Linked DNA regions of Homo sapiens: region 1 is linked to region 2. Evidence: chromatin contacts called from ENCODE Hi-C or POLR2A ChIA-PET data. All regions are on one chromosome and are shown on one strand. Each heading gives the region's core, a stretch centred on a gene start or an enhancer-like site at or near the end of the contact. The rest is flanking DNA. Distances are from core to core; before and after follow the strand shown. Region 1 holds the start of IL11RA (interleukin 11 receptor subunit alpha). Region 2 holds the start of CNTFR (ciliary neurotrophic factor receptor).

Evidence for each region. A loop is a pair of places that touch in the nucleus more often than their neighbours do. ChIA-PET counts read pairs that join two places held with the same protein, here RNA polymerase II (POLR2A). Pooled maps may share reads with other maps.
Region 1: a loop to region 2 is called in a map of esophagus muscularis mucosa, with 2.7 times the contacts of the local background. The contact joins the promoter of IL11RA here to the promoter of CNTFR in region 2. A Hi-C loop is called at or near these places in 2 of 168 maps with a recorded cell type or tissue (GM12878 and esophagus muscularis mucosa) and 1 of 50 pooled maps. POLR2A ChIA-PET finds 5 or more read pairs at or near these places in 4 of 52 experiments (A549, HepG2, OCI-LY7 and 1 more).

What each region holds. Positions count from the first base shown.
Region 1 is chr9:34,650,886-34,653,585 of GRCh38, forward strand. IL11RA (interleukin 11 receptor subunit alpha) reads left to right here and starts at 1,300. Exons shown (of 13, transcript NM_001142784.3): 1 at 1,300-1,348. GALT (galactose-1-phosphate uridylyltransferase) reads left to right here. Exons shown (of 11, transcript NM_000155.4): 11 at 1-150. RefSeq lists a silencer at 1,256-1,355.
Region 2 is chr9:34,588,261-34,591,270 of GRCh38, forward strand. It overlaps CNTFR (ciliary neurotrophic factor receptor), which reads right to left and starts at 1,464. Exons shown (of 10, transcript NM_147164.3): 1 at 1,295-1,464.

The DNA.
Region 1 (2,700 bases), core at 50-2,549, 62 kb after region 2:
TCCAAGCCTGGGCCTGAGGGTTTGATGGGGAGCGGGTGAGCTGGATCCTGATCCCAGTGGTCAGTGGCCAGATCCTGGGCTGCTGGCCAGAACCCTGGCTTTGTGAGTGGCTGCAGCTTGGCTCTGCTCCAGCCCACAGGGGCTAAAGGGGCGGGTAGGGAGTGTGTAGGGAGCGTGTACGTGGCTTTGTGTCCTTGGCTCCTCCAGACTCTCACATGTGCGGGCACCATATACTTCTGCTGCCCTTGTGCCCCAATCATTGCACAAACAGAAACAGCTCTGACAGAGAAGGGACTGCTAGAGTTAGGAACCCTAGGGCCTGGAAGGAAGGTATGGCTCTCAGAGTGACCTGGGGTCTATTCAGTCCCCTCTGGACCTGTTTCCCTGGCAACGCTGTGGGAACAACAGTCTATGCAACACAGGAGACCTGATGCCACTGGTGTCCTCCAAATTTTAAGGCGAAGGCAGGCATTGTGAATGATGCAGGGATGGCCAGAATGGTTTTTGCCTTCGTTCTTTCCCCAGGGGAACCAAGCCTGTGGGTGGGGAAATCACACTAAGGCTGGACAGTGACTGAATCTGGCCCAGGAGAAACTTGGCTGCCTGCCTTCCAGACCAGGGTTTTTCTTCCCTGAGATCCTGGAGGGGAAGTACCTGGAACTTGGGAGTGTTGCCCTGGTCTGGAAGATCTGATAGACATAGTATGCACACATTTCCCTCGAGCTTCCCATGACTGGGGAGTAGATGAGAACCCTGAGTGGGTGGCTGGTTTCTTGAGGCATACATATACCCGACACACCTTACACCTCTGATTTGGCTGCATTTTGGAATCATCTGGGAAGTTTTAAACAATACTGGTGCCTAGGTCCAACCTCCAGAGACTCTGATTTAATTGGTATGGGGTGGGGTTTTGCAGTTTTCAAACCACAATATCCAGCAAAGTTTGAGAACCACTGCCCTACACAGCCCTCCTTCTTCTTTATCTTATCTGGAGTCAGGGGCACCTTCAGCTTCTCCAATCACCTGGCCAGTGGCTCTTGTTTCCAGTCCTGCTGTTCCAGGGTGGATAGGCCTTCAGGCGGAGACCCAGGAATCCAGCTCCAGACTCTGTCCCAAGCAGCCTCTTCAGTCCGGGACGGGACAGGAAGTGTCCGGCGGAGGTGGGGGTGGAGGTGATTGGCAGTTGGAGTCTCCAATGGGCCAGGAGCCCCCCTATTTCACTCCTCTCCTTCCATTGGCGCCTGGGCGGAGCCACCCCCGCTGCGGGGGCCCAGGGCGGGAGGGAGTAGAGGCCGGGGCAGAGGGCGAGGGCGAGGGCAGAGGGCGCTGGCGGCAGCGGCCGCGGAAGGTGAGGCCTGGTGTAGACGCCAAAGTCTTGTCAGGAGTGGGCGGGGCAGGGTGATGTATGATCTGAAAGGCCGGGAGTGACTAACGACTGTCAGTGTGTATGTGCCTGTGAGGCTGTGTCTGTGTGACAGTATCATTGTGTGCGATTCTGAGTGTCACTTGGTGCAGCTGTCAGCTAATGTGACTGCGTGTGTCAGTGTGCATGGAGCTGGAGGTGCATGTGGCTGTGCAAGTGTGGGATTATGTGTGTATCTGTCAATGCACATTTTTGGTGGGACTGGGTTGTGTGTTTGTGTGAGAGGGACTGTGACCACATGAGGGAATGTGTTTTGGGAAGGTCTCTGTGGGGTTTGAGACCATGTCTGCCAGCGTGAGAGTGGGTGGCTGGCTTTGTGTGTGCCAATGTGTGACTTCAGCAGTAGCAGAGCAAAAGTGAGGTTTGTGACTATGTGTGTGTCCTGGGTCCTAACTTAAACCGTGTGGGAGTACAGCTGTATTCATGTATTGGGGGACCTACCTCAAGAGCCCATGGGACTGACCTTTCTCTTAAGTGTCCAGCATTGACAGACACACCCACAACACACGTGGCTTCCCCTCCTTCCTCTGCTCAAGAATCCCCAGCATCAGGTCTACTGCTCCTTATTTTCTGTTTCCCTGCTTGGCTCAGTTTCCCTTACGTGCCGTTTTCTGTCCCTATTGCTGTCTTACTAGAGATACCTCTGTGTGTTTCTTCACAGCTTTGTTCCCCTGGTCTCTCTGTGTGGGTGCATTTCCAGTTTTGCCTTTCCTTTCTCTCTGTCTCTCTCTGTGCCCCTATGCCTGCCTTCCCTGCTGATCTTGATCTCTGGCTAGTTGGGGGCCTGTAACAGTGATGAGATGCGGGTCTGCCCCGGCTAAGAGCTCCCTGAGAGAGGGGGCTTAGACCATGATGAAGAGTTGCTTTTAGGCGGTGCTGTGAGCCCTGGTAGGGGCTGTGTGCGTGTGTGACTGCGTGAGTGTATGAATATGTGTAAGTGTGTCTGAGTCTGAGGCGGTGTGGCTGTGCCCGTGTGACTGTGAGTGACCGCATGTGAGAGTGTATGAGTCTGAGGGTAACTGTGGGTCTTGTGTATCTGGCACCAAGGGACCAAAGGCATTTCCTGGTGCTGGGGCCCAAAGAATGGAGGGGGAGGTGAGAAATGGCTGGAACTTCCAGGGGAGGGGGAACTGGACTCTTTGGCCTCTCCTTATATCCCCCAACCTGGGGCCTCCCTTCCCCTGGAAGCACAGCCAGCTGTACCCTAAGGAAACATTTGGTGAGGAGTGAAAAGAGGGGGAGTTTGTATCTGATTTTTCATTTGATTGTGTCCACGT
Region 2 (3,010 bases), core at 214-2,713:
GTCATTGCTAGCCCTACATCCCTGGGAATCTGCAATGGTTCAAGCCCCATTCCCACACGTGTAATGACACACCATCACACCCAGAGTTAGATACACAAAAATACACCTGGTGTTTCAGGCCCCTCGGACACACAGCAATTACAGATGCACAGACACACCCAGCATTTCACACTCGCACCACCTCAGTGACCACAGCCACACAAACACTCCCAGTGACACAGACACAAATTCACCAAGTATTACAGGCAGAACAACTAGTGTTAGAGACACACTCCTACAGCGGCATGCAGACACACACCCAATGTTGCAGACAAGCTGCCAGGCACACAGACACACACAGACGCTTCTCAAAAAGAGAGACTAGACGGAAAGAAAGAAAATCCTGAATTTTCAACAAGGCGTGAAATAGTCCTGCCCGCCTGAAGCTACTGGAGGGGGGAGGGGGACAAGGGAGCGAGCAAGCGAGCGAGCTAACGCTGGAGGAGAGGCTCGGGAGAGGAGAGGAGCCGAGAGGGAGAGCTGTCCGTCTGGTGACCTCCCCACGGCCCAGCCCCCACGCACGCGGAGATACACTACTCGGAGCAACACAGGGACACCCAGACTGGCTCACACTGAGCCGCACTGGAGGAGACACACACGAGCAGACTCACAAAGAGACACTTGGGGATACACCATAGGCAGACTCGCACAAGCCAGGAAGACTTACAAAGAGACACACTGGAGGAGACCCACTACATGGAGATACATCCAGGCGGACTGAAGAGAAAACCATGGGGACGCCGACCGACACACACATGCACACACACACGCGCGCGCGGGCGCGCGGATTCACACGGACACACATGCACTGGCAGACGCGCAACCGTCGGTTCGCATCCCCGGGCGCTTTGAAGTCCAGATTTCTGCCCGAGAAAGAAGCCACCTTTGGGCGCGCAAAGGCCACTACGAACCTCCCCAAACCCAGGAATTTTTCCAGACCCCGCGCGTGCAGCTGAGGGGTGGGGAGAACAGGGACACTAGGACAAACCGCCGGAGCCACCTCCCTCTAGTCCACAGTCGGCCCCACCACCACCACCACGCCCAACCCCCGGAGCGCCCGGACGTGGGGGGCCGCTCCTCCAGCGCCCCCGCCCCCGAGTTTGCAGGCAAAGTTTCTCGTGAACTTTCCTGTCGCCCCCGTCCGTGGGCCCACGGGTGTCCCCTCACTCTTCCCGCACGCATGAGGGCCGCCGGTCTGCTGGTCAGCCCGGGCTCTGAGGGTCCGGCCGCGCGCACTCCGCCGCAGGGTACTCACCGCGCCCTCGGGCCACCCGGGCTTCGCGCCGCGCCTTCCGACCGCCCCCGGCAGCGAGCGAGGCAGGGAGCGCGGAGCTAGCACCGCCCGCCGGATCCCACCGCCGAGCCTCGCGCCGCGCCGGCTGGAGCCGCCGCCTCCGCTGCCGCCGCCGCCGCCGCCCGCTCTGCACCGGCTCTTCAGCGCTCGGCGGCTTTAACCCCCCCATCCTCCTCCCTCCCTCGCGCGCTCCCTCCCTCCTTCTCTCGCCCATGTGACCGCGGGCGCCCGCTCGGCCGCGCGCGCCCTCGCTCCCCTCCCCCTCTTGCCTTGTCTCCCCGCGCCTCCGCGGCCGCGCGCCACGACCCCTCCCCGCCACGGGCCCCGCGCGCCCCCGCCTTGGCACGCTCTCGCTCCTGGCACACGCGGTCCGCTCGCCCTGCGCGGGCCTGTGAGCCCCCACTCCCACTCGCCCAGCACTGGCACGCGCTCTGCCCCCCCGCTGGCACACTCGTCCGCACTGGCACGCGTGGCCCCCTCGCGTTCACCCTTTCTCGGGCGCGCCCTCAAGACGGCTGTGGTCCCCGTGCTTCACGCGCAGCCCCGGCCGCGGGTCTCGCAAACGCGCGCGCGCACACACACACACACACACACCCACTCGGCCCGCTCCCCTAGGGCGGCTGGGCGCGCACTCACCCCCGGGATCGCTCCTTCACACTCACTCTCCCTCTCGGCCTTAGCCAGGTCTCTCCTGCGCACACTCCCGCACGTTCAGGCCCTGACGGCCTCGCACCGACTCCCTGGCACACCCCGGGCCAACTCTCGGGGTCCTCCCTCCGGCGTCGCCGTGAGAGGAACGCGAGCCAGAACCCCCAACCCCCACTTTGGGCAGAAGAAGCCAGCCGGCTCCGCCTCTCCCCTATTGCTACTGCCCCCCGCAACGACTCCCCTCCCGGTCACCCCCTCGCGCGGGGGAAAGGGGCTTCCTTGACCGGGGATGGACCCTGCCGGGAGCCCAGGCCCATGCCTCCAGTGTCTCCGATGACACCAACACCACTACTCGCATGTTCCTCGCGCCCCGAGGACACACAGCCGGGGGAGAAGCCTCCACTGGAATGAAGGGGTAGGGAGGGTGCACTCTCAATGCCGGGCACAGGCGCACCCCTCGATAGGAGGCTCACTCCCTTCGCAGCCTGGGCCTCTGAGGGGCCGGGGTGTTCACTGCACTCGTCCCTGGGCCTCCGGTCTGGCTGCAACATAGGAGAGTAAGGTTGGACAACCTGACCAACTTCTGAGGCCACGTGAAAGCGCAATGGAGTGGCAATGGCAGAGGCAGAGACCGAGAAAGCCACCCCCGTCTCCACCCCTTGGATTTGTCACCTGACCCTTGACCCATAATCCTGGGCCCTGCCCCTCCGGGGAGCTGCTCTAGGGCTGAGGGCGAGGAGAAGGGAGGGAAATGTCTCCATGTTTCCTCACATCCTTCCCCAGTAGGCTGCCTAGAGCGCCCGGGCCCTTTCCCAACAAATGCCTCAGGGACTCCCACTGCAGAGGAAAATCCTTCTTCCCGCCACGGCCTGGGCTTTTCACTTTCACTTCCGTGGCCACAGAATCCCCTTCCTACAACTGGCAGGGGTCGGCATGGGCTGGAGCTCAGAGACGGCCAGCTAGGACTTCAGGACACACAGCAAACTAGCTGCGCCCCGCTGAGGGTCAGCGCACAGCCGCCCACACAAG